Linked DNA regions of Homo sapiens: all the other regions are linked to region 4. Evidence: chromatin contacts called from ENCODE Hi-C or POLR2A ChIA-PET data. All regions are on one chromosome and are shown on one strand. The core of a region is the stretch at or near the end of the contact, and the rest is flanking DNA. Distances in the headings are between cores, read along the strand shown. Region 1 overlaps LOC105370689 (a long non-coding RNA gene). Region 2 holds the start of PPP1R13B (protein phosphatase 1 regulatory subunit 13B). Region 3 overlaps MARK3 (microtubule affinity regulating kinase 3). Region 4 holds the start of KLC1 (kinesin light chain 1).

Evidence for each region. A loop is a pair of places that touch in the nucleus more often than their neighbours do. ChIA-PET counts read pairs that join two places held with the same protein, here RNA polymerase II (POLR2A). Pooled maps may share reads with other maps.
Region 1: a pooled map shows a loop between it and region 4 (2.2-fold over the local background). The contact joins the enhancer-like site here to the promoter of KLC1 in region 4. A Hi-C loop is called at or near these places in 6 of 50 pooled maps. POLR2A ChIA-PET finds 5 or more read pairs at or near these places in 3 of 52 experiments (MCF 10A, PC-3 and naive thymus-derived CD4-positive, alpha-beta T cell).
Region 2: a map of gastrocnemius medialis shows a loop between it and region 4 (21-fold over the local background). The contact joins the promoter of PPP1R13B here to the promoter of KLC1 in region 4. A Hi-C loop is called at or near these places in 2 of 168 maps with a recorded cell type or tissue (CD4-positive, alpha-beta T cell and gastrocnemius medialis), 1 of 37 single-sample maps with no recorded cell type and 13 of 50 pooled maps. POLR2A ChIA-PET finds 5 or more read pairs at or near these places in 1 of 52 experiments (activated CD4-positive, alpha-beta T cell).
Region 3: a pooled map shows a loop between it and region 4 (2.5-fold over the local background). The contact joins the enhancer-like site here to the promoter of KLC1 in region 4. A Hi-C loop is called at or near these places in 1 of 50 pooled maps. POLR2A ChIA-PET finds 5 or more read pairs at or near these places in 2 of 52 experiments (Caco-2 and GM12878).

What each region holds. Positions count from the first base shown.
Region 1 is chr14:103,878,820-103,885,209 of GRCh38, forward strand. LOC105370689 (a long non-coding RNA gene) reads left to right here. Exons shown (of 3, transcript NR_188198.1): 3 at 585-1,559. Among named protein-coding and RNA genes, the nearest start is that of PPP1R13B-DT, 34 kb to the left of the region's middle. RefSeq lists enhancers at 1,133-1,427, 1,286-1,968, 2,652-3,333. Within about 2 kb of position 1,359, at least 25 of the 41 ENCODE cell types and tissues checked have a DNase peak (open chromatin) inside an H3K27ac peak, as active enhancers do.
Region 2 is chr14:103,843,793-103,850,949 of GRCh38, forward strand. It overlaps PPP1R13B (protein phosphatase 1 regulatory subunit 13B), which reads right to left and starts at 3,783. Exons shown (of 17, transcript NM_015316.3): 1 at 3,507-3,783. The coding sequence starts at 3,515. It overlaps PPP1R13B-DT (PPP1R13B divergent transcript), which reads left to right and starts at 3,929. Exons shown (of 3, transcript NR_038436.1): 1 at 3,929-3,951. RefSeq lists silencers at 3,293-3,492, 3,663-4,102, 4,123-4,252, 4,273-4,342.
Region 3 is chr14:103,414,659-103,420,924 of GRCh38, forward strand. The region is part of intron 2 of MARK3 (microtubule affinity regulating kinase 3); the gene reads left to right. Among named protein-coding and RNA genes, the nearest start is that of MARK3, 32 kb to the left of the region's middle. RefSeq lists enhancers at 3,814-3,923, 3,934-4,003. Within about 2 kb of position 3,118, at least 6 of the 41 ENCODE cell types and tissues checked have a DNase peak (open chromatin) inside an H3K27ac peak, as active enhancers do; they include GM12878, where a contact is called at or near this core.
Region 4 is chr14:103,625,693-103,631,823 of GRCh38, forward strand. It overlaps KLC1 (kinesin light chain 1), which reads left to right and starts at 3,519. Exons shown (of 17, transcript NM_001394837.1): 1 at 3,519-3,802. LOC105370688 (a long non-coding RNA gene) reads right to left here and starts at 3,451. Exons shown (of 3, transcript XR_944248.2): 1 at 3,340-3,451; 2 at 2,047-2,233; 3 at 1,810-1,848. RefSeq lists silencers at 3,087-3,286, 3,377-3,736, 3,787-3,906, 3,997-4,046, 4,087-4,266 and 1 more and an enhancer at 2,557-2,646.

The DNA of each region.
Region 1 (6,390 bases), core at 109-2,608, 250 kb after region 4:
CTAAAATGTCAAGGATAGTTTTCTTTAAATCAACCGAATAATAAATTCTGTCATGCTATCAGCCCACCCGCGCACGTGGGCACAGCTTAGTTTAGTCTTTATACAGATAAGACCCCCATATAAAAAAAACTTAAAGCGGGCGCATTTTCTCTGCTTTCTGAGGTCGTCTCGCTCTGTAACTGAGTGGCTTTCAATAATGAGCTTTTAGGCCAAGTGCAGTCGCTCACGCCTATAATCCCAGCACTTTGGGAGGCCGAGGCAGGCGGATCACCAGAGGTCAGGAGTTCGAGACCAGCCTGGCTAACGTGCTAAAATCCCATCTTTACTAAAAATGCGAAAATTAGCCAGGCGTGGTGGTGGGGGCCTGTAATCCCAGCTACTCGGGAGGCTGAGACAGGAGAATTGCTTGAAACCGGGAGGCAGAGCTTGCAGTGAGCTGAGATGGTGACATTGTACTCCAGCCTGGGCAACAGAGTGAGACTCCGTCTCAAAAAAAAAAAGAATATGTTTACTTTCACACTCACCTCTGACCTCCTCTTGGGAAGACGAGGTTACCGGTGCCTTCCCTTCTCTTCCACTTTCAGATTTCTTCCCGGTCAGCCCCAAACACTGAATGTAAATACGGTCCAACATCAACCTGCAAACGAACACTGACATGAAAGTGCAGTTGGAAAGGATCTCGCAAAGGAACAGAATCTGGTGATCCTAATCGTAATGAACGTGATCGCCGGGTATTGAGAGCTTGCAGGTACCAGGGCTCCGGCACTACGTGTTTCACAGGGGCCACTCGGTAGACCTCTTGGTGACCTTGAGGTCAGGTACCACGTTCCCATTTTACAGAGGAGGAAACTGAGATAACCTACGACAGCGAAAAGGTAGCAGAGCTGGGACTGGTGCCCAGGCTCGCCGAGTGGAAAAGCCCTCGGCCACCGTGGAGAGCTCGCTTCCTGTGGTCTGAAGCGTCGCCCCTGCACCGGCTTCTGCTGCCAAGGATGGCTTTTCCTCACTGGTGCCCACCTACGCTCACTTGTGTCATGTGGTTAAGCCCTTTTGGCAACATAAGACCTTTCCCAAGAATGTGCCTCGGTGCAGAGGAAGACGGTGGGGGCAGGCCCCCTCCCCGGGATGCTCCACCCTCCCTGACCTCACACGGGTGCAACCTGGGCCGTGGCCGAGACCTGCTGTGTGGCAGACAATGGGAAGCCTGTGTGTCGTCCTGGGTGCCGGATTTAGACAATATTTAGCTTTCCCTTGGTGGAAAAGCCTTTCCCCTCCTGCTTTGGGCAGGAACTGGTTCCTGTTGGGCGGGGCCTGGCTGCTGCCCCACCCCCACCCGGCCGGGCACCTTGACCGGCAGCTCTCCGGGCTGCTCCCTGCCTGTGTCCCTGAGCACTGACTCCAGAGGTTTAATCATTAACGGGCACGTTTGGCCTTCGGTCGTGGGCTGGAATTTGGGACCTGTGCCCGGGAACAATGATCTCCGACACATTATTTTGTGTAAAATCACTTTTAGCTGCCATTAGCTAATAAAGCTGGAATAAAGTGAGGTCCATTAACCAGCACTGGCCTCTCGGCCTCTGGGGCTCCTTGGGAGGGACCCAAGGGACTCACCTTTTGAGGACCGTGAAATCGCCGCTAGAAAATGTGCTTACAATTGTGGTCCAGCACTGAAGCTGCTCAGTATGTTTTCAGTCCCCTCTGTGGCAACCCCGTGTGTGGTTTTGGGGACTGGCAGAGTGCCCTGGAAGCGTGCCCACGTGCTGCAGATCCACCAGAGGAAATGCTCGGGAAACGCTGACGCCTGCTTTGCCCCCTGTTTCAGGGTCACCGAATGAGAAGCTGTTGGGATGAATGGCTCCCCCACCCTCCTAGCCCGGGCCAGGGGTCGCCCAGCAGCAATGCCCACCTCCCTTCGTCATGGGAGGAGCTAGTGCTCCAGTCAGCCCTTTTCATCCTGAGCTGTTTGCTGGAAGTCACCAGTGGGTATCCACAGCGCAAGCCTCCTCTCTCTCCTTCCCCCAACCTCTGAGACAGCTGGCTGGATGCTCCCTCCAACCCCATTCCCCTGCCCTCTCCTGAGGACAGCTCTGTCGGGAGCAGGGCCTCCCAGCAAGAGCCAGCAGCTGCGCTGTTTCTGCTGCTCCAGCATTTCGGGGGCAGCTGGCTGGAAGGGTAGGGGCGATTTAGAGAGGCCCACTGGCAGGTGTGGTGATGGGACTCCATGTCTCCCGCATGGGACGCCCCCTCCTCCCTGGGCTTCATTCTTAGGGTCCCCAGTCATTCTTCCCTGGGCACAGCCCTCCCTCTCTGTGCCTCATTAGCTCATCCCCAAGTCCACCCTACAGCTGGTCACCTCCGTCTTGGTGCAGCCTGCCTCCATGGCCCCGCCTGAATGCTGAGTGCCCAAGGGCCAGTGTTGCAAGGGGACCCCACCAGCCTTTCTACAGAGGCAACCAGAACCCTCTGGCCTCTCCCCATCTTCCTGCCCTCCCACATTTCTGCCTCCCTAGCTCTGCCCCCTGCCCCAGGAAGCTGAGGCTGCAAACTCAGAATCTGCCTTCGCCTCTGGTGCGCTGCCAACTCCCCCTTGGGCAGGCCTGTCGCCTGCAGCCTGTGTCTGTGCTGCCCTCCACTGCCGTGGCAGTGCCCAGGCCAACTGGTCGGCATGCTTGGGCTCAGGGACAACTTCACGGTCAGCACGTGGCTGTGCATGGCCTTGGACACCTGGAACGTGGAGCCGGTCAGCCAGCAGCTTTCAGACAGGGAGGGGCCGAAGGGTCCAGGCCACACAGAGGGCCAGGGCCAGCAGCCAGGCACTGGCTGCCACCACCCGTTTTCCCCCAGCAGCCCTGGGCTCTCCCTTGGTGGCTCTGCTCTGTGACTGCGGGCTGGTTCTTGGACCTCGGTTCCCTGCTGTTCTGGGAGGCTCGGGGCCTAGCTGAACTTGGGGCCTTCCTGCCTGCCAGCCCCTGACTCCGGATGGCCAGACACACTCCCAGAAACTCCACCCGGCCTCTTGTTGGCCACCGGAAGGGCTGGCGAGAGCTGCAGGATGCGCACACCCCTATTGAGGGCTTGCCCGCTGCCCCTCTGGGAGCCTTCCTGGAATCCGGGAAATGAAGGCGCTCTCAGGCAGGACACCCAGTCAGATCCGTCTCGTGCAGGGCTCCGGGCCCCGTTCCTGGCCCTGCCAGGGAAGCCAGACCCGGCTGCCCAAGAGCAGACCCTGCCTGCAGAAGCGCTCCCAGGGGAGACAGCCAGGACCTCACTGGGAACAGACCCCCCAGGTTATTTCCAAGCCTGCCCCTCCTTTGCCTCCCTGCTGCCTCCTCATACCCCCCCCGCACCCCGGCTGAGAGCAGCCACCGCCCAGCTTGCCCTGCCATGGTTCTCTGCTCAGGCTACAGCCCCCTGGATTAGAGTGGTTTACTGGTCTCTGCTACTTTTAGGATCAAACCTAAACTCTTAAAGAACTTGACCCACAAAGAGCTGGCTCTGCAGATCCGTGGGGGAAAAGGTAGACTACTCTGTACATAGGGTTTGGACAACTCTCAAGAGAGAAAGCTGGTTTATTTCACATCACTGGGAGAGATCCACTCCAGAGGGATTAAATAACTTACAATATAGAAAATATTCGAGTGTGGGCCCTCCTTCACCCCCAAAGTGGGGTGGCTCTCCAGGGTCATCACTGAAAACACTCGATTGCATAAAAGCCCCGTCGGCTCTGGGCACAGCCAGGAAGGTGCATCTCCCCAGACAAACAAGCTGTATTATCTCCAGCATGTAGGACAGGGAGGTGATGTTCTCCAGATGTTAGGAGCTGCCTCCCACTCCCCGGCCCTGCCCAGGCTGAGTGCCTGCTGAATGCTTTATGTAAGTGCCAAATGGCAGCGCTTGCACCCTGGGGCCGGATGGAACAGCAAGGAGGCCTCGGGCCTGGGTGGGGGCCTTGGGGCCCTGCTAACACCATGGGAGGACCTGTGAGGACCAGCCCTGGGGAATTGCACCTGGCCTCAGGCCCTCCCCTCCTGGCCTGGGACAGAACTGTACAGCCTACTCCAGTTCAGTGCCAAGTGGAGCCACTCCTGCAGGGCAGTGGGCTGGGTAGGGATGCCACATGTGAGCCGCAGTCTTGGCAGGGACCTGGTTAACCTTGCCCTGCACGCAAGGTAGTCCCTGGACACCACAAAGACCAACCGGCTCCAGCCCGGTCCCAGGGAGCTTGTCTCAGAGACCGGCAGGCAGGGCAGGCCCGCTTCAGAAGCTGCCCTGACGGGACATTGCGCTTGTCGAGGCGACACAGACAGACCTGATGCAGCCCCTGCCGCTGCTCTGCGACCCAGTTCCCTGAGCTTGGCTTCTCTCAGCTGTGGACAGGGATAAGAATCAGGGCACCTGCCTCAAGGGTGGCTGTGAGGGTGAGATGGCGCAGCCCAGGTGCCCGGACATAGTCAGCACTTGGGAAGGTGCCCTGGGTGTGCCCCAGGTGCATAGTGCACACAGGGTGGGGATGAGGGGCTCCCACAGGTCTGGAAGATTTCCTGGGTCTGCACTGGGTGGCCTGGGCTGACACGTGGGCAAGAGCACCCTGGCCTGCAGGGCACAGGATGTACAGAAACTCCAAGGCCAGGGGGATGGTGAGAGGCTGTCCCACTACAGGGCCTGGAGAGCCGCTGTGGTCTGGGAGGGACAGCGTGCCAGACTTTCCTCCTGGGAGTCTCCTGGCCTCCTGCTGTCTGTCATGACCGGGAGCCTCCCGGCCTCCTGCTGTCTGTCATGACCGGGAGCCTCCCGGCCTCCTGCTGTCTGTCATGACCGGGAGCCTCCCGGCCTCCTGCTGTCTGTCATGACCGGGAGCCTCCCGGCCTCCTGCTGTCTGTCATGACTGGGAGCCTCCCGGCCTCCTGCTGTCTGTCATGACCTCCTCTGGCTCCCAGAAGGCCTGGGCTAGTTCATTTCCCCTCAAGATTCCCAAGCCAAGGGTGATGGTGTATGCCTGTAGTCCCAGCTACTCTGGGGCTGAGTCAGGAGGATCACCTGAGCCCAGGAGTTTGAGTCCTGAGGAACATCTCTGAAAAAAAAAAATTAATTAAATTAGAAAACGATTCTCCCAGCACTTTGGGAGGCTGAGGCGGGCAGATCACTTGAGGTCAGGAGTTTGTGACTAGCCTGGCTAACAGTGAAACCCCGTATCTACCAAAAATGCAAAAATTAGCCAGGCGTATTGGTGTACGCCAGCTACTCCAGAGGCTGAGGCAGGTGGATCACCTGAGGTCAGGAGTTCGAGACCAGCTTGGCCAACATGGTGAAACCCTGTCTCTACTAAAATACAAAAATTAGCCAGGCATGGCGGTGCATGTCTGTAATCCCAGCTACTCCTTAGGTTGAGACAGGAGAATAGCTTGAAACCGGGAGGTGGAGTTTGCAGTGAGCTGAGATCATGCTACTGCATTCCAGCCTGGGTGACAGAGCGAGACTCCATCTCAAAAATAAAACAAAATAAAATTAAAATTAAAAAAGAGTCTCAAGATGCCCCCAAAGGACTTGGCAAGTGCCTAGTAATGAGGGCTCTGTAAATGTCCGTTTGAGAATCTATCTCGTCTCAAGATTCTCCTCACTCTCCTTCTCCCCGCACTGCTCCAGCGATGCATGAGCTTGGTCCTTGAAGTTTTTTCTTTTTTTCTTTTCTTGTTTGTTTGTTTTTGAGACAGGGTCTTGGTGTGTTGCCCAGGCTGGAGGGCAGTGGCACCATCTTGGCTCACTGCAGCCTCGACCTACCAGGCTCAAGTGATTCTCCCACCTCAGCCTCTTGAGTAGCTGGGACCACAGGTGCACACCACCACACCTGGCTAATTTTTGTATTTTTGTAGAGACAGGGACTCGTTATGTTTCCCAGGCTGGTCTCAAACTCCTGGGCTCAAGCGATCCTCCTGCCTCAAAAGTACTGGGATTACTACTCAGCCTCCTAAAGTACTGGGATTGCAGGCGTGAGCCACCATGCCTAGCTGGGTTTCTTTACAGAAGAGGGAAGTGAGGTTTAGGGAGGAAAGAGTTTGCCCAGAGTCCCACAGCTGGTCCAAAGCCTGTCCCAAAGCCCATTGTTCTCCCATGGGGCAGCCCCGGTTCTGCCATAATTGCTGTGTGTCCCTGGGTTAATCATTTTCCCTCTCTGGGCCTCCATTTCCCCATCTGCAAAACGATGATGTCTGAGGCCCCTTCTGGCTTGGATGGCTCCACAGTGGACTTTCCTGCCTGGTGGCTGTGGCGGCTCCTGAGGAGGGGGCCCTGGCCTCGCAGGGAGGCCAGTCACCAGCTTCGCTACGAGATCCAGCATGCCAGCCCCAAGCCGGATGCCCTTCATATGGATCCTCGACCACCAAATGCTGCAAA
Region 2 (7,157 bases), core at 2,533-5,032, 220 kb after region 4:
AAATACAAAAATTAGCTGGGCGTGGCGGCGCACGCCTGTAGTCTGAGCTACTTGGTAGGCTGAGGCAGAAGAATCACTTGAACCCAGGAGGCAGAGGTTGCAGTGAGCCGAGGTCATGCCACTGCACTCCAGCGTGGCGACAGAGCAAGACTCCGTCTCAAAAAAAAAAAAAAAGTGGAAAGGCCAGGTGCAGGGGCAGAGGGGTGGCTCACACCTGTAATCCCAGCACTTTGGGAGGCTGGGGCGGGCAGATCACTCAAGCTCAGAAATTCGAGACCAGCTTGAGCAACAAGGTGAAACCCCGTCTCTACTAAAAATACAAAAATTAGCCGTTTGCCGTGGCGTGTGTCTGTGGTCCCAGCTACTCGGGAGGCTGTGGCATGAGAATCACTTGAGCCTAGGAGGCGGAGGTCGCCGTAAGCTGAGATCGTATCATTGCACTCCAGCCTTGGCAACAGGAGTGAAACCCTGTCTCGAAAAATAAAAAAAAAAAGAAGGTGGAAAGTCACAGCACTTTGTACGACAGCAAATAGAAGACTTCTACAGAGATTTGATTGTGTCAGATGAGAATTTGGCCACTCACTCTCATTTATTCTCAACAGCTGAGAGACTGGGCACTGTAGTACACCATGTGATTAATTAAAAGTTACCACATGGCCGGGCGCAGTGGCTCATGCCTGTAATCCCAGCACTTTAGGAGGCCAAGGTGGGCAGATCACCTGAGGTCATGAGTTCAAGGTCAGCCTGCCCAACATAGTGAAACCCTGTTTCTACAAAAATACAAAAATTAGCCAGGCAGGATGGAGGGTGCCTGTAATCCCAGCTACTCAGGAGGCTGGGGCAGGAGAATCTCTCGAACCTGGGAGGTGGAGGTTGCGGTGAGTCAAGATCATGTTGCACTCCAGCCTGGGCAACAGAGTGAGACTCTGTCACAAAAAAAGAAAAAAAGAAAAAAGTTACCACGACATTATATACTAATTGCCAATTTTCAAATAAAATAAAATATACTCTAAGCCTATGTTGTCCAATATGGTAGTCACTAAGCACATGTAGCTACTGAGCACTGGAAATGTGCTAGTCTGAGCTGAGGTGTGTGCTGTAAAATGCAAACTGTCACCGGATTCACACCAGATTTCAGACACTTAGTACCAGAAAAAATGTATAATATCTCATTAGTGGTTTTTTCATATTGAATACGTGTTAAAATAATATTTTGGATATGCTAAGTTAATAAAAGGATACTACTAAAATTAGTACTTTTTCAACTTGTTTCATGTAGTTACCACAAAATTTAAAATTGCATTTGTGGCTTGCTTTACATTTTTATTGGACAGTACTGCTCTACACAAACTGCAAAATATGACCCAACGTTCCTTTGATTCATCATCATCATGATGAATACCAAATATACAATAAATCGAGAAAAATCTTATTTACATTTTTGGATAGTTTAAAATATTACCAAGTAAGAATGGCATTTCTGAAAACTCCTACTAAATTTACAACCAACTCCAACTGTGTTAATAGAGGAAGGACTCAGTCCTACAAGTAGTATTTTTAGGGATCAAAAAGGAAATACAAAAGTAAAAGCCATACATGAGAGTCTAAGAGAAATACCATCTGTTTCTAAAAGGCATTTTTAAACAAAAGCGGTGTTTTAAACAGGTAATAGACCTGTTTTTTTAAAAAACAGTATTTTATTGTTTTGAGAAATCCGAAGAAATGCCCCAATTCCCAGCTAAACAAACCTCTTAAAAAGGAAACCTGTGAAGGTAGGAACTCAAAACTCTACTCCCGTGGAATAGAGGTAAGATGTCTGAATGAATCATATGGAAAATGTAAGCCAAGTTTCTTAGCAGGATATTTATAATTAAACATTATACAACGACGAAGCCAGCCAAAATTTTTCTAGATATCCTTCAATGCCACCACAGTATGAATGCATCAATCAACTATTACAGGATTTAACTAAAACTACTTTCAAAATTCTGAAACACCATAATGCCTTTCATCAAAATCTAGCTAGTGAGAATTAGGGAGGGAAGTTTCCAAATGCCTTATCTTATAAAGTTAGAAATTGAAAATTCAAAGCCATATTAAGAATAATAAATATTTGTATGACATTCTGTTCAACCATCACTTTTGGATACATCATCCTATTTGATCCTCAGGACAGCGCTCAGATATTGGTACATTTTTATCCCTACTTTAGAGGTAATTCCAGGCTCAAAGACCTTGACTTCTTCAAGGTCACATAGCTAAAAAGTGGAAGAACCAGCGTTTCACCCCAGATCTTCTGATGCTCATCCAATTCTCTTTCCATTACAAGACAATTATTCATTTAAAACCAAATGTTTAGAAACCCAACAAGTCTGATGCTAAAGAAAGACCTAAGGATCAAGTAGATCAAACCTTAAGACTTGGAAAACGCTGAAAGCCGGCTACAAAACATGCTGGAATCCGTTAAAAACGGGGAGAAGAGATTATCAAGAGAAAGGAAATCAAAGAGGAAGAAGGGGGATCTAATCTAAATGTCCTTGGGTGCAGCATAGCAGAATGGCAATATTCAAGTAGAGAATGCAGGGAAACTGCACTTTCCTGTGAAATGTGATTTTCAACGTAGTATTGTAGGTTAAAAAAATGACTGTGTTACTTTACTATAAACGTGTTTGAGAATTTTACTTACGATATAGGCGCTCAGAAAACCAATACCTCTCCAACTGGGTACAACCAGTCCCACATTTTTTCATAAGTCATGATGCTTACCTCCCAAAAAGCCAATTTTTAAAAATCAGAATTCAGCATCCCCTCCTATTCAGATTATAGGTAAAGGGAAGGGTCGGTAGGACGATGGCAAATCTAATGGCCAATGTCTTTCTAGGCGAAAGCATCCTTAAGGGCAGGACAAAGACACCACCACTACAAACGAACCTCGTTCAACCTTCAGAACACGGAGAACAAACCAGTTAAAGCAAAACGAACCAACATTGCAGATACGGGAAAAGGGAATTCCTAAGATGGCTCTCCAAATCCGTGCACTCGGCACCTTTCCTCAGTACAACCGCGAAGGCTACGGGAATGCGCCTGCAGAGTGTGGGAACTCCGGGCGCGGGTGCCCACCCCGCCGACTCCCAGGGCGACCCCAGAACGTTCGTTTCAGGCGGGTCACAGCTGCGCCACCCACCAGACCTGTGCCCCAGCGTCCGACCGCGCACCTGAGAGGACCGAGGAGATGACCGGCCCCAAATGCATCTGCTTCTCCCCGCGGCCGCGGAGGCCGAGCAGGAAGGGCCCGCAGGCGGCCCCGGCCCCGCGCTGACAGCCCGGCGCCGCCCCCACCTGCCCGCCTGGGGGGCGCCGCGGCCGGGCGCGCCCGCCCAGCCACTTCCTTCCCCGCCCGCCCGGCCTCGCACCGGCCCGCGGGGGCTGGGAGCCGCGGGAGGAAGGAGGTTTGGCCAGCGGCCCGCGGAGGAAGCCGCCGCCACCTCCCGCCCGCCCTCACCCACCGGCATCATCGCGGGGAGAGTCCGCGACGCCCTCGGCCGCCGCCTGACAGGACGCTCCGCGCCGAGCTGTGCCCACCGCTCCGGCCGCCTCCTAAGGCCGCGCTCCCGCCGCCGTGCTCTCCGGCCCGGCCGCGGCGAGGCGGCAGCTGCGGCGGGCTGCGGGGCTCTCGCTGGCCCTGTCGCGGCCGCCGGCGCGCTGCGTCGCTGTCCCGGGCACCCGGCCGCCGCCGCCGCCGCCTCAACCTCAGCCTCAGCCTCAGCCCCAGCCCGACAGCCTGCGGCCCGCCCGCCCGGCTCGCTCTTCAGCCCCCGCAGGCCCCGCCCCCAGCGCGACGCCCCGCACGGGTCCCGTAGCCCCCTCTGATTGGCCCGGTGGGAGCGGGGGCGGGGAGAGGGGCGGGGCTTCCCGGCTCCGCCCGCTACCCTCGCTCTCAGCGGCGGCCAGGTGCGTGCGCGTCCGCGCTCCCGGCGGCGGGGGAGGGGCGGACGCGCAGTGGGCACCGGTGGCCTCCCCCGCCCTTGCGTGAGCCCCGACTAGGGAAGACCGCGGACGGTGGGAGGACTGAGGCCCGACAGGGAAGGGCCGGCCCGGGTCCCGCAGCGGATCACGGCAGGGCCGGGACTCGAACCCGGGCTCCCGGGGGCCGACTGTGGGCCGGGAGCGTCCCTGCGGCGACGGCGCGCGCCCGCACTCTGACCGCGGCCTGACCCCCGGCTGCCGGCGCGCCGTGGGGCTGCGGCCCAGAGGCCAGTGGGAGGGGCGCGGGGGGCCCCCGGAGCGAGCATGTGACCCGAGGCCGCGCGCTCGGAACCAGCCCCGGCCCGACGCCCTTGGCTGGCACCTGCTTCTCCCCCACCGGCGTCTTCCGCGGCTCTCGGGGCCGCGCCCCCCGCACCAGCTCCCGAGCCTTGGCCTTCGCCCGAGCGATCTCCCGCCTAGAACCCCGCGCCCACCTGTGCCACCTGTGCCCACCTGCGCCAGCATCCCTCGAGGTCCAGCTCCAGCGTCCCCGGGGAGGGTCCGGTCCTCGTCTCCAGGGCCTGGGTCTCTCCCTGCAGTCCCGTCTCCAGAGGCGCCGCCCCCTCGGGCCTGAGCGCCGGAGTGACAGAGCCCTGGGCAGGGCCCTGAGCAGACCCTCAGTAAAGGCTGCCAGGGGGGTAGGCACCCGCTCGGGGCCCCCCACATGGTGCCATTCGCCCGGACCGCGGCGGAGAGCAGACAGGGGGACTGAGGTGCTCCCCGCGGCAGCACCGAACTCCCACGGGCATCAGAAGGCAAGGTCTGCGGATGGCCCCAGACACAGAAGGCGTAAGCCGCCCTGGGAAGCGCCGGCCCAGTGGAGAAGGCCGCCGCGAGGTCAGGGTCAGTCTGGAGCCTGTCTGGTTCTCGGAGAGGCTTCTGGCTGCTGCAGAGTGGGGGCAGAGCAAGGGAGGAGGCCAGGGAGCTCCCACCAGCCCATTCCTGGGGAGCCACCCCTGTCCCTCAGAGGCCACGGGGGCTCGTGTTTGCGAGTGTGGACTTTCCAGTTAGACAGACTTGGTTCAGCACCGCCTCCGCCACACCCTCGCCTGGGATCCTAAACAAGCCGCATCTTCTCTGCATCGTAGTGTGCTTGTCTCTGTGATGGGAGAGTGTAGGGATAATAGTGCCTGCCTCGTGTCAAGAGGCTTTTTCGGATGCGAGGGATGGAAAGCGCCCAGCACAATTTGTGGCACGTGGTAGCTGTTCCATAAATAGCATTCTGTAGTTGGGCCGTGATTAGCAAGGAGGCTTAGTGTACAGACGTCCCTGGGATTTTTAAACCTATCCACACCTGGGCATGAATGGCTAATGACACCCCTCTTCTGGGAGCAGAGTTTGGAGAGAAGAGGAGGCTCTAGATAATGAGTGATCCTAGGCTGAAAGTCAGAGACATACTTAAGTTCTAATTCTAGCTGCTCTGCTTCTGACCTCCTGTGGGGCCTTAGGCAACTTGCACTCCTTCTCTGGGCCTTGGTTTCCCCAGCTTTGACAGCTGATGTCCCTGAGTCACGAAGGGGTACTTCTGGCCCACGAAGCCTGACAAAGGACAGGTTTTGCCAAGGCTCTTCAGAGAGGTGCCCCCCGGGGTAAGGTGATCCAAATGAGCCTGCTCTTCCAGGAAGGGAAGCATTGGCACAAGGGCTCCCCTCTTGCCTGCAGGACCTGTGGGCACAGACAGTGGCAGCTACCGTGCCTCACACCAAAGCATCCTATATCCTCCAGGTAAGGGTCCATTTGAGGCAGGCTGGTCAGCTCCCCCTCAAGTCCTTCCCGCTGGTCCCCATCCTCCTCTCCACCCAGCCTGCCACCTCCAGGCATCGGCCCATCACCTCCCACCTGGACCAAGCTCATTCATTATAAGCCCACTGCTCTAGCCTCCACGCCCCCACCATTCCCAACACGCCCCTGCCCTCCATCTTCCTGGAGCACACACGGCCCAACCCTGTAAAGCCCTTCTGTGTCTCTCCATTACACAGACCAAAGTTCACGAGCAGCCCATCAGGAATCGCCGTGAATGTTGTTAATGTGCAGTGGCTCACGCCTGTAATTCTACCACTTTGGGGGGCCAAGATGGGAGGATTGCTTGAGGCCAGGCCAGGAGTTCGAGACCGGCCTGGTCAACACAATGAGATCCCCCCATCTCTAAAAAAAAAAAAAAAAAAAAAGGAATCACCAGTAATGATGGGATATAGGCATTAAGGTTACGGAAGAAGATGTCCATATTTTTTAGAGATGCATCCTAGCATATGTAAGGGGTCTGCAATTTGTTTAAAAACAATTCAGCCAGAGGGAAAGAGAGCCAAGCAATTAGGAATAACTGAAACATACGTGGCAAATTCTTGATAACATTTGAACCTGGATGGTGGGTATGTTGGGGTGCATTGTACTTTATACTCTATGTTTGAAATATTTTATGTTAAAAATGATTAAAGGGGCCGGGCGCGGTGGCTCACACCTGTACTCCCAGCACTTTGGGAGGCCGAGGCGGGTGGATCACGAGGTCAAGAGATCAAGACCATCCTGGCCAACATGGTGAAACCCTGTCTCTACTAAAAATACAAAAATTAACCGGCCGTGGTGGCGAGTGCCTGTAGTCCCAACTACTTGGGAGGCTGAGGCAGGAGAATCACTTGAACCCGGCAGGCAGAGATTGCAGTGAGCCGAGATTGTGCCACTGCACTCCAGCCCGGCAACAGAGTGAGACTCCGTCTCAAAAAAAAAAAAATGATTAAAGGGGCTGGGCACGGTGGCTCTGCTTGAAATCCCAGCACTTTGGGAGGCCAAGGTGGGTGGATCACTTGAGGTCAAGAGTTCAAGACCAACCTTGCCAACACGGTGAAACCCCGTCTCTACTAAAATACAAAATTAACTAGGCGTGGTGGCATACGCCTGTAATCCCAGCTACTCGGGAGGCTGAGGCTGGAGAATCACTTAACCCAGGAGGCAGAGGTTGCAGTGAGCCGAGATTGCGGCACTGCACTCCAGCCTGGGAGACAGAGCAAGACTCCATCTCAAAATAAATAAATAAATAAATAAATAAATAAAAGCAAGGCATGGTGGTGCTCACTTGTAGTCCCGGCTCCTCAGGAGGCTGAGGCAACAGGTTCACTTGAGCCCGGGAGATGGAA
Region 3 (6,266 bases), core at 1,868-4,367, 210 kb before region 4:
ATTTGTTCTGAGTCAGTATAAGTTAAAGGCTTATTGTGTATTATGTTGAGAGTTTTAACTGCTATCCTTGGGGTAAGAACAGAGATGTAGAATTATATCGTGAAAAGAATTTTCTGAAAGAAGGGAGTAGGGACAATCTATATCATGCATTTAAGTCACAAGGATGTCGTGAACATAAAAGATACTCACGAAGGCCGGGCATGGTGGCTCATGCCTGTAATTCCAGCACTTTAGGAGGCCAAGGTGGGCAGATCACAAGGTCAAGAGATCGAGACCTGAGGTCAGGAGTTTGGGACCAGCCTGGCCAACATGGCAAAATCCCATCTCTACTAAAAATACAAAAAATAGCCGGGGATGGTGGTGTGCGCCTGTAGTCCCAGCTACTCGGGAGGCTGAGGCAGGAGAATCACTTGAACCCGGGAGGCGGAGGTTGCAGTGAGCCAAGATCATGCCAGTACACTCCAGCCTGGCAACAGAGTAAGACCTTGTCTCAAAAAAAAAAAAAAAAAAAAAAAAAGATACTCATGAAAAACTATATGTTCGTTGGAAGAAAGTTGTTTTAATTTAACAAACATGTTGGAATAAGAATTATAAACAAGATACATTAATATGTACACTCTGAAGACCATTTTAAATCAAGCCTTTAAATAGCCTAGTTATGGTGTAAGTTCAGTTTAGATGAGACTTCCCACAGGATGACCATGAACCAATCAGAAATGGATATCAAAATGCTCATTTTATATATTTTTAAAATACATGTACCAGTTGTGAAATTCATCTGATTTAGCTCTTAAATGAAAATGCTACCCATTATCCATATTGTCCTGGAAGCATCTATCCCATATTTACTATGAATCTGGGGATGTTAGTTGCATCTGCTGTCTTGCTTTTGACCAACTTTTCATAGCTTATGGTTATTTTGGTGTGAAATATTGCCTGTTTTACACCACAGTTTTCTTTCAAGTTCATTATTTTCCCCCCACTAATTTTCATAGCCTCCCAGAGACCTTTCCCCTCACACGAACTACAGAACTCACTTGTTTCAGTCATTTGTACTTTATTGGAGTTATTTATTGTTTAAAAATTATTTTCCTAAAGTAATGCATGCACATAGCTTAACAAGTCAAATATACTAAAAAGTTCTAATGACAATCAGAAGTTTCTTTTCTTATCCCTCTTTTTCCTCAGCATTATTACTCAAAGGCCCCAACTTTTTTAAGCTCTTTCTTCTGTTACTCCAATAGCTTTCTCCAAATTTATCATTTTAAACATCATTGACTTCCACTTCCCACTTCCATATCTACATTTCTTTCCCTAGCTTTTCTATTGCAGTGATATATTTGGCTTATTTACTTAAATTACGACTGTGTAAGTATTGTTGAGCTTTGGCTATGATCATTTATTTTCTTATATAATTGTAAAGCTTTGTCTAAAATTAATAGTTGTTTCTTTTTCTATAAACTCTTAGGTTTTATGTGTTACTGCTAATTGGCCAAAATGTTCTAGCTTATCTTTCAAATATTTTGCAGTACTCACACATATAATATAATGTATTAGCTCAAGAGAGAATCGGTGAGTATAAATTAGAGACAGCAAGGTAGCTCTTTCTAGGCACAGATAAGTGGGATGGTAGCTACAGGGAGACATTAGGCCAAGGTATTTTTTAGAAGATGGACAAAATATCAACATATTTCTCTACTAATGGGGATAATCTCATAAAAAGGAGGAAATTGGTGCTGTCGAAGAGATTTTGGAATAGGTGAGGGGATGGTGGAGGCATTGGTCTTTGGATAACATGGACAGTTCTTCCATAGAAATAGGAGGAAAGCAAGCCAGGCGTGGTGGATCACGCCTGTAATCCCTGCACTTCGGGAGGCCGAAGCGAGTGGATCACCTGATATCAGGAGTTCGAGACCAGCCTGGCCAACATGGTGAAACCTCATCTCTACTAAAAATACAAAAAATTATCTGGGCATGGTGGCGTGCCCCTGTAATCCCAGCTACTCAGGAAGCTGAGGCAGGCGAATTGCTTGAACCCAGGAGGCAGAGGTTGTGGTGAGCCGAGATCGCACCACTGCAGTCCAGCCTGGGCAACAAGAGCAAAACTCTGTCTCAAAAAATAAAGAAAGAAAATAAAGTAAAGAAATAGGAGGAAAGCAGAGGGTGCCGGCATCAGTGCAGGTGAGGGGATCCTTATGGTAGTAGGAGCTTGTAGAAATTTTCTGAGTGCAAACTGTTTTTTCAGTAAAATGGAAAGCAAACTGATCTGCTACGATGAGGAGATGTATTAGAGATGTGAGGAGGTTAAAATAATTGCCAGATAAGCAGGAGAGTGAATGGACTAGAGAAATGTAATAGAATTGCCAGGCAGCCTTAAGGCTTCCCTGAGGTTGGTGACCAAGGATTTAAAGTGGGAAGAGTCAGCATGGCGTTGTGCTACTCTCCAGCCACATTCAGTTGCCCAGCTGCAGGCATGGCATTTGCAGAGATTGGGGTTTTGTCACATTAGTATAGTGAAAGGACAAAGGAGCATTGTTATACAACACCCCAGGAGCATTGTTATACAACAACATCACAATGAAATTAGTGATATAATTAGGAACTAAGAACTTGAGGAGGAAGACTGACCCTATGAAGGTGTGGGGTCAGTGAATTACAGATCCTGGTAAGTTCCAACAGTTATTAGAGTACTAGATTGAGTGAGCAGGAAGGTAGAAGAAGTTAGTTAAAGAATGGGAAGCTCAAACTTGGATCATGAAAGGTTTTCAGATATTGGGAATGTCAAAGACTGGAGTATAACCATGTAAGTAGCTTAAGTATGTAATATTTTTTTTCTTTCTGGAAGTTTATCCTTGGTTTTTAGAAATTAGCCATTGAGGTGCCAAGGGTTAGTCTTCATTCATTGTTCTTGGTGCTCATTGGACCCTTTTAATATAGAGGTTTTTGTCTTTCAGTTCTGGAAAATTGTCTCTTTTTTAACTTAAAAATCTTCATTCTGGAATCCTTAAGCAGAGACTGGAGTGCTTGAAAAGAGCCTCAAAATCTATCTTCTATCTCTATGTTTTTACTTTCTGGGAGATATTTTTAACTTCATCTTCCATTCTTTCTGTTAAAAATGTGTGTGTGGGCCGGGCACGGTGACTCATGCCTGTAATCTCAGCACTTGGGGAGGCTAAGGCAGAAGTGTCACTTGAGGTCAGGAGTTTGAGACCAGCCTGGTCAACATGGTGAAACCCTGCCTCTACTAAAAATCCAAAAAAATTAGCTGGGCGTGGTGGCGCGCACCTGTAATCCCAGCTACTCAGGAGGCTGAGGCAGGAAAATCTCTTGAACCCGGGAGGCAGAGGTTGCAGTGAGCCGAGATCGCGCCACTGCACTCCAGCCTGGGTGACAGAGCAAAACTCTGTCTCAAAAGAAAGAAAGCTGTGTGTGTGTCTCCTCTTCTCTCCCCAGCTCACTCTTTGATCATTTTCATCTGTTTGTTGTTACTGTCTTTACAGCATCTAGCCCTGGTATTATGAATGTTGTTTCTTCTGCTGACTCCCTGAGAATAGTAAAGGCTTTTTTTTTTTTTTTTTTTTTTTAGCTCTTTTATAAAGTAGATTTTTGTTCCCTGCATTGCTTCTCTTTTTTTCTGGGGTTCTTTCTTGTTACCGCTCTTTCATATAGAGACTTTCTCTGGATGTCTGGTAGCCTCTGGTTGTCTGTACCTAATGTGGAGCCCTAAGCATCTGATCACAAGCTGTGTTTGTATGAATAGGACATGTTTGACCACAGAGCTTTCCTATTGGGAGTTGTCTGGTGCTTTTATTGAAGACCCCAGATATTTGTGTCCTTAGATTTCTGAGAGTATCCAGTTTCTCTAGATAAGAATCTTCTCTTCTGCCTGGGAGGAACTGATGATCCCACCCCTCAGTCACTTAGTCCTCCCCCGCCTGCCTTTTCATCTGTTGCTTCACTCCTGAAACCACGTTTCTTCATCCTGGGGTGTGTGAAACTTCCTGAGACTTTGCATAAATGCTTATGTTTAGTCACGAGTTTGTTGGTGAAGACTATGTTAACAACTTTACAGAAAGTTTGGAGAATAGAGAAGAAAAACCCCACAATCCTAATATTCTGAATACCATTTTTGTTTTTGTATATTTTCCATATACATGTTTTTTCAACATATTTTTGATTATAATTTTGTATCTTGTTTTTTCCGCCCTCGGAATTTTATCCAAAGCAGTTTTCTACGTTGCCACTAATCGTCATAATTGTTCATTTCAGTGGTTGTGTACAATGCCATTGATGAGAACAGCAGTTCTCAAACGTTTCTGTCTCAGAACTCCTTTAAATTGAAAATTGAGGCTGGGCGCGGTGGCTCACGCCTGTAATCCCAGCACTTTGGGAGGCTGAGGCGGGCGGATCACGAGGTCAGGAGATCGAGACCATCCTGGCTAACATGGTGAAACCCCGTCTCTACTAAAAATACGAAAACAAAATTAGCTGGGCGTGGTGGCGGGCGCCTGTAGTCCCAGCTACCAGGAGGCTGAGGTGGGAGAATGGCGTGAACCCGGGAGGTGGAGCTTGCAGTGAGCCGAGATTGTACCACTGTACTCCAGCCTGGGTGACAGAGCGAGACCCCGTCTCATAAATAAATAAATAAATAGAAAATTGAGAACTCCCCAAAGCTTTTATTTATTAGGGTTATATGTATTGATAGCTGCTGAATTGGAAGTTATTACTTAGGAAACTTAAAATATATATTAATTCATCAAAAATAATAATCCTGTTACATGGTAATGTAAATAACATATTTTTATGAAAAACAACTATTTTCCAAAGCAAATTATTGAAAAGAGTGAATTGTTTAAATTCTTTGCAAACCCCTTTAATATCTGGCTTAATAGAAGTTAGCTGGGTTCCTGTGTCTGCTCTGCATTCACACTATTTAAGTATGTTGTTTTGGTTGAAGTGTATAAAGAAATGTAGCTACAAAAGGAAGGGAGCATATTAATACCTTTTCAGGTGATTGTGGATATTGTTCTTTGACATTATACCAAAACTCAGCAAGTGGTTTCTTGGGGGTGGGTAGACAGTGATGAATTTTTATTCAAAACAACTGTAGTGACTGACAAAAAAAGTTAAAACCCAGAATGATTTGCTTCAATTAAAAATTAATTATATCCCAAGAGCAGGGGTCTACCAGGTTGTCTGAGGGGAGGGGTGAACTGGCCCAGAAACGGAGCAGGTCAAAATTCCTCTGCTGATCAGTGGGATGGGGATTGGGATCAAGATTGCTTCTGTGAATAGCCACTGCCTGGGGAACATAGCGAGATCCTGTCTCTTAAGAAAAAGAAACAGAAACTTTTGGAAACAAGCAGACAAGGGTGAAAGAAAGCCTTGGTGTAAGATATAATTTATATATTCCATATAAGATATAGAATACATATGTTATATAACTAAAAAGCATAAAAACAGTCAGCATGCTTTTAGTACAACCTGGAGGTATGGTTAATGTGCAGGAAAAAAGCTCCATATAAGCCTAATCCCTATATATAAAAAATCACGGAATTCCACAGTTTTGAACATTTTTTTTTCTTTTTGAGACAGAGTCTTGCTCTGTCGCCCAGCCTGGAGTGCAGTGGTGCAATCTTGGCTCACTGCAGCTCTCTACCTCCTGGGCCCAAGCAGTCCTTCCACCTCAGCCTCCTGAGTAGCTGGGACCAGAGGTGTGTACTACCACATCCGGCTGATTTTTTGTATTTTCTACAGAGACAAAGCATCCCCATGTTGCTCAGGCTGGTCTCGAACTCCTGGGCTAAAGTGATCCTTCTGCCTGGGCCTCCCAAAGTGCTGGGATTAAAGGGATGAGCCACCACACCTGGCCAACACTTTTTTTGTGTGTGTGGTAAAATACATACAACATAAAAGTTATAATTTTAACCATTTTTTAAGTGTGTAGTTCAGTGACATCAACTATATGTACATTATTGGGCAACCATCACCACTATTCATTTCCAGGCAGATAGTTAATACTCATTTTTTTGTGGTTTCTATATTTGCAAATTTACCTGTTCGAAAAAATTTATTTGTAACACCCAAATCAGTACAGCGCTTTGGTAATCCTTTTCGGACATATGCAGAACGGTGAAAAAATATGCACATCCCTAGTTGAGGTTCAACAAGGGGACACTTTGCTTTCTTTTTTTCAGTCTTTGTGCCGTAAACCAGTGTCTTTTTTGTGATCTATTTAATGCCTTTTTTTTCATTTTTGTACTTTT
Region 4 (6,131 bases), core at 2,269-4,768:
ACTAGCAGTTCTCAATGAATACTGAGAATGACGTGAATATGAAAAATTGTAGGCTCTATGCTTGCCTCCGATGTCCCAGGGGCCTGGCAAATGGCAGAAGGTGGGTAGTTCCCCCCCTCCTTTTTTTTTTTTGAGACAGGGTCTCACTCTGTTGCTCAGGCTGGAGTGCAGTGACACAGTCATAGCTCACTACAGCCTTGACCTCCTGGGCTCAAGTGATCCTTCCACCTCAGTTCAGCCTTCTGAGTAGCTGAGACTATAAGGGTGCATCACCATGCCTGGATAATTAAAAAAAATTTTTTTTGTAGAGTCAGGGTCTTACTATGTTGCCCAGGTTGTCCATGCCTTTTAACCCCAGGCAGTACCTTAGGAGCCCAACCTAGGAGCTGCTAACGGCTCCAAGGACTGCAGGATCTCCTGAGGATCATGGCAGAAGTCAGGGACTTAAGGGACCCGAAGAGTCTGCTCCCCTTGAAAAGGGAGCAAGAGCAGCATCTCTGTGCAAAGGAAGCCTGGAGAAGCAGCAGCCCAGCCCTCCTCTCATGCTTGCTTGAGGGTTGCCCTTGCAGCTGCGTCAGGTGCTGAGCAGGCTGTGGGGAAGAGGACACCAGCCCCTCCTGTTCTCTGCTTACAGGCTGAGGAGAAGGCAGCTGTGTAAGCTGACCACATACTACACATTGGGGAAGGGACAGGTGGGTGGTCAGAGGAGGCCTTGACCCAGGCAGGTGCTGTCAGAAGCGGCTTCCCCCAGGAAGTGACGATCATTTGAATCCTGGAGCACTGGGGGGAATGGGGGAGGGAGAACATTCTAGGCACAGTGAATACTATGTACAGGGGCATGGCTATGTGAGAGACCAGGGTGAACTCAGGAACAGATAAGGGTGTTCAGAGCACAGGAGACCAGGAGGTTGGCAGCACCAGGCCCTGGGGGCCTTGTTGACCAACCCAAGGAATTTGAAGTTGCTGCAGACAGTGATGCGTGGCAGCACTGGTGGATGAATTGGCCTTTTCTCCTTTCCCCCAACACTCCAGGGTCATTCCTGCCTGAGGACTCCTGCCCTCAGAGCTCTCCTGGGGCTTTTATTTATTTTGTTTTGAGACAGAATGTGGCTCTGTTGCCCAGGCTTGAGTGCAGTGGTGTGATCTTGGCTCACTGCAACCTCTGCCTCCCAGGTTCAAGCGATTCTCCTGCCTCAGCCTCCCGAGTAGCTGGGACTACAGACGTGCGCCACCACGCCTGGCTAATTTGTTGTATTTTAGCAGAGATGTGGTTTCACTGTGTTGCCCAGGTTGGTCTTGAACTCCTGAAGGCAATCCACCTGCCTCGGCCTCCTGAAGTGTTGGGATTACAGGCGTGAGCCACCTCGCCGGCCTCTCCTGGGGCTTTGAACGCCTGCCTCCCTCCTCTCATTTGGGTCTCAGGTCACCCGCCTGCCTCTGAGTTCACCCCTGACCACCTAGACTCTGCCTGTTCCATCATCTTTGTTCCATCTCTGCCTGTTCCATCATCTCGGCAAGATCCGGTATTTCCTTATGTGTTTATGGCCTACTTCTCCTCACTGGAATGTAAACTCTTAGAAAGCAGAGATCTTATCTATCTTGTTCACCTATGCATCCTTGGCTGTTATGAGGATCATGGGAGAGCAACAAATATTTATTGAGGAAATAAAAGAACAAGGTAATAAAGCCAGAACAAAGTGGTGGCAGTGGAGATGGATTCAAGAAATACTGAGAGGCCGGGCATGGTGGCTCACACCTGTAATCTCAGCACTTTGGGAGGCCAGCTGGGAGGATCACTTGTGGCCAGGAGTTCGAGATCAGTCTGGGCAACATAGCAAGATCTCCTCTCTGCAAAAAATTTAAAAAACATTAGCTGGGAGTGGTGGTGCACACCTGTAGTCCCTAGCTACTTGGGAGGCTGAGGCAAGAGGATCTCTTGAGCCCAGGAGTTCGAGGTTACGGTGAGCTGATTGCCACTGCCCTCCAGTCAGGGTGACAAAGATACCCTAACTCAAAGAAATATTGAGGAAGTAGAATCTTTTCCACCTGTTGTAGTAGGGCGTAAGGGAGCGGTGCAGGCATCCCAGGTTTCTGGCTAGGGTTGTGGGTGAGCAGAGGGGACAGTTACTGGGCGCAGCGGCACAGAAAGAATGAGCAGTCGATGCTTGGCGGTGCCCAGCCCAGTGGCTGAACTTAGTGACATCCAAGCTGCAGTCTGGCTGAAATCACTAACCTGAAAGTGGTATGGAGAAAGTTTGTTTGACCCTGACTCAGTGCCTCTCCCCGGGCCAACCCTACCGTGTTACCTAGGAGCTCCCCCTTTGTCTTTATAAATGAGATAAAAGTAACCAGACCTCCCTGGAAAAACCGAGGAGCACTTGCTTCTCTGGTGACTGCGGGGCCTAACTGCAGGGTTCACAAAGGGCTGCTGGTGCTGGGTGATAACATCGGAAAGGAACAGCAGTTCACAAGATGGGGCTGGGGGACTGGCCCAGGAACCCCTCCAGGTTAAATGATGCCTCCGGGCCCCGCACTTGGGACGTCTGCAGGCACTGGGAGGGTTTTTCCCAAGCCGCTGGCAGCAGCGAGCGGAGCCTCGCCCATTGAATCAGCATGCCCTCCCGGCTGGCTGCTGAGTCAGGCCTGCGGAGCCGGCGAAGCCGCAGGACTTGACCCAGGCGCGCTCCGCTGCCCTTCAGGCCGGGCTGGAGGTCGAGGCCCTGCAGCCAGGGAGATGCGCCGGTGGCTGCGTGGGGACAGAGGGGGGTTGTCTCCCACCCTCACAGTCTACACCCCGGCCCTTCCCCTTTGCCCGTCTGAGGCGCAGTTTGTGTCGAGGGGGAGCGCCTGGAAAGTTTCCTCGTACAGATACGAGGGTCCAAAAGCCCCGAGGAGAGGGAATAATGAGAAGGGGAGGGCGCAGGGTTAGAGGTCAGGGTCTCGACCAAAGGCTGTCGGTTTTCCTGGAGGAGGGAGAAAGGCCTGGCCGGGATCATCTGATTCCGGGGCCTCCCGAAGGCCTCCTAGCTGGGTTTTGGGGGGACCGAAACGAGCGCATGAAGCTCGCGGGCCTGGGAGTGGGGTGGGGCGGGAGCCCAGTGGTGGCGGCTGCGGCCGGGCCTGCACCGTCCCCGGCCGCATTCTGGTAGGGCCCACAGTCCGGCTGGAAGGGAAGCTGCCGAAGCGCTCGGTCATCGCGGCTGCGGAGTCGGAGAGGCCAGGGCCTGGCCGCCCACCCCGCGAGCCGCGCCCTGCCCCGAGCGCCCCACCCCCGTCCGCGTTACAACCGGGAGGCCCGCTGGGTCCTGCACCGTCACCCTCCTCCCTGTGACCGCCCACCTGATACCCAAACAACTTTCTCGCCCCTCCAGTCCCCAGCTCGCCGAGCGCTTGCGGGGAGCCACCCAGCCTCAGTTTCCCCAGCCCCGGGCGGGGCGAGGGGCGATGACGTCATGCCGGCGCGCGGCATTGTGGGGCGGGGCGAGGCGGGGCGCCGGGGGGAGCAACACTGAGACGCCATTTTCGGCGGCGGGAGCGGCGCAGGCGGCCGAGCGGGACTGGCTGGGTCGGCTGGGCTGCTGGTGCGAGGAGCCGCGGGGCTGTGCTCGGCGGCCAAGGGGACAGCGCGTGGGTGGCCGAGGATGCTGCGGGGCGGTAGCTCCGGCGCCCCTAGCTGGTGACTGCTGCGCCGTGCCTCACACAGCCGAGGCGGGCTCGGCGCACAGTCGCTGCTCCGCGCGCGCGCCCGGCGGCGCTCCAGGTGCTGACAGCGCGAGAGAGCGCGGCCCTCAGGAGCAAGGCGGTGAGTCCCCGGCGTGCGCCCCGGACCGCGGCCCCCTCCTCATCCTCCGCCCCGTCCCTGTCCCGCTCCTCTTCGGACCCGCCCCGGCCGTAACTCTGTCCCCATCCAGGCCTCCTTCCCGGTTTGGGTCCCGGCCCCTCTCCGTTCCCACCCCGGTACCCGCCCCAGTTCACCGCCCCGGCCGGTCCGCGACCCCTTCCAGGTTCAGGTCGGGTTCTTGTCCCCGGCCCTTTTGCCAGCCCCGGCTCCCGGCGCCGCGCGTCCTCCCCATCCGCGTCCCACTGCAGGTTCCGGTCCCCGGCCCTGCCCAGGGCCCCGCCCTGGCCCCGCATCCCCGGCTTGGCCCTGCTGCGGGCGGCGGCGGCCGTTCCCGGGGACAGCTGTGGACCCCGGGAACCCGCGACAGGGGAGGTGGCTGACCCCGGGATCGCGGCGGGCGGGGAGGCCGGAGGCCCGGCGGGGCTGGCTTTGTCCGATTCCTCCTCTTCCTTCCACCCCCGCCTCTCCCGGCACCGCCCTGAGCGGACGCGCCTGTCATTCTCGCGGGCGGCGGGGGGCCGGGTCCCTCCCGAGAGCTGGCTCCGCTTTGCCTCCTTGGCGACCCCTTATTTTCAGTAACCAGATGCGAAACGTTTCAGGCGACCCTGTTCACCTAGGCTGGCGTTGCTCCAACTAAACTTGAAGCAGCCTCCGTCCTGGAATGCTTTTTCCATGTAAAATTGGGTGTACCCTTTTCCTTAAGAAAATTAAAATAAAGCGTAAAAGTAGTGAAATTAATGCGTGATGGAGTGGATGGTTTTATAACTTAACATTTGTAGGTCATTTCTAGGTATATTTGTATTAGAATTGTTGCTGCCTGTTACTGTTTTATTATTTAAATGAATTAAGAATTTACATATTAAGCGTTTGAAAAGGAATACTTACAAAAATGATGTTTTTTAAAAATGTGAGAACAAAAAATTTGAGATATACTATTTCAGGTGTTCTGTAAAAGGGCAGTTAGAGCTTTGATTCTTTGCATTAGTTAAATCCCAAGGCCTTTTTTTTTGGTACGGCATGACTAAGCCATTGATCAGAATCAGCTCGGAATACATTGCACTAGTTTAGTGAAAGACACTTTAGAAAACTGGAAGAACCTCCTGAAGTTATATTACAGACATGGCCTTGCTTCTTTCAGGGATTGTCAGCAAGCCTGTTATGGTGAGAAATTTGACCTATTGCTCTGTTTCCTAAATATTTGTAGGAATACAATGATACTAAGTATGAAGTATATTTCAACTTGTATGGAATTCTGTGTGGGAGGGTAGGCACTCTAAAGAGCCAGTGTCTCTCCAAGTCATCAAAGAATGCAGCATCATGTTGCAGTTGAGCCTGGCAGCCCTGTCTGGCACTGAGTGCTGTGGAGGACCCAGGTGGTAACCTCTAACCCTACTGCAGCCTTGGCATTGTCTTAGAGAAAAGCATCCAGACATGCACAGGACTCTGGACAGCGTTTATCTCCAGCAAGGGGGGAGGGAATGACACTGGGGAGAGGCACACAGTATCTTCAGTATTTCATAGCAAATAACTGCAGTCGTTTAAACTTACACATTTTTTTTTTTTTTGAGATGGAGTCTCGCTCTGTCGCCCGGGCTGGAGTGTAGTGGCGCGATCTCGGCTCACTGCAAGCTCCGCCTCCCGGGTTCACGCCATTCTCCTGCCTCAACCTACTGAGTAGCTGGGACCACAGGCGCCCGCCACCACGCCCGGTTAATTTTTTGTATTTTTAGTAGAGATGGGGTTTCAACATGTTAGCCAGGTTGGTCTTGATCTCCTGACCTCGTGATCCGCCCACCTCGGCCTCCCAAAGTGCTGGGATTACAGGCGTGAGCCACCGCACCTGGCCCAAATTTATACATTTTTAAAATTTATACATTCTTAGGCATGTTTCTCAATGTTGGAAAAAAGTCAATGTGTAACTTTCTGTATAGGGCCATAAATTATCTTAAAACATACTTGTATAAAAAGAAACCTAGGATAGAAAAATCAAAAGTTGAGTGAAATGTATGATTAGTATCACCTGAAAACATTCTTTGTAGATAAGTGGAATGTTAGAAACCAGTATTTTATTTTTATTTATTTAGAGATGAGTCTCACTGTGTGGCTCAGGCTAGAGTGCAGTGGTGTGATCCCCGCTCACTGCAACCTCCGCCTCCCAGGTTCCAGTGATTCTCCTGCCTCAGCCTCCCTAGTAGCTGGGATTACAGGTGCCCACTACCACACCAGGCTGATTTTTTGTATTTTTAGTAGAGACGGGGCTTCACCATGTTGGCCAGGCTGGTCTCAAACT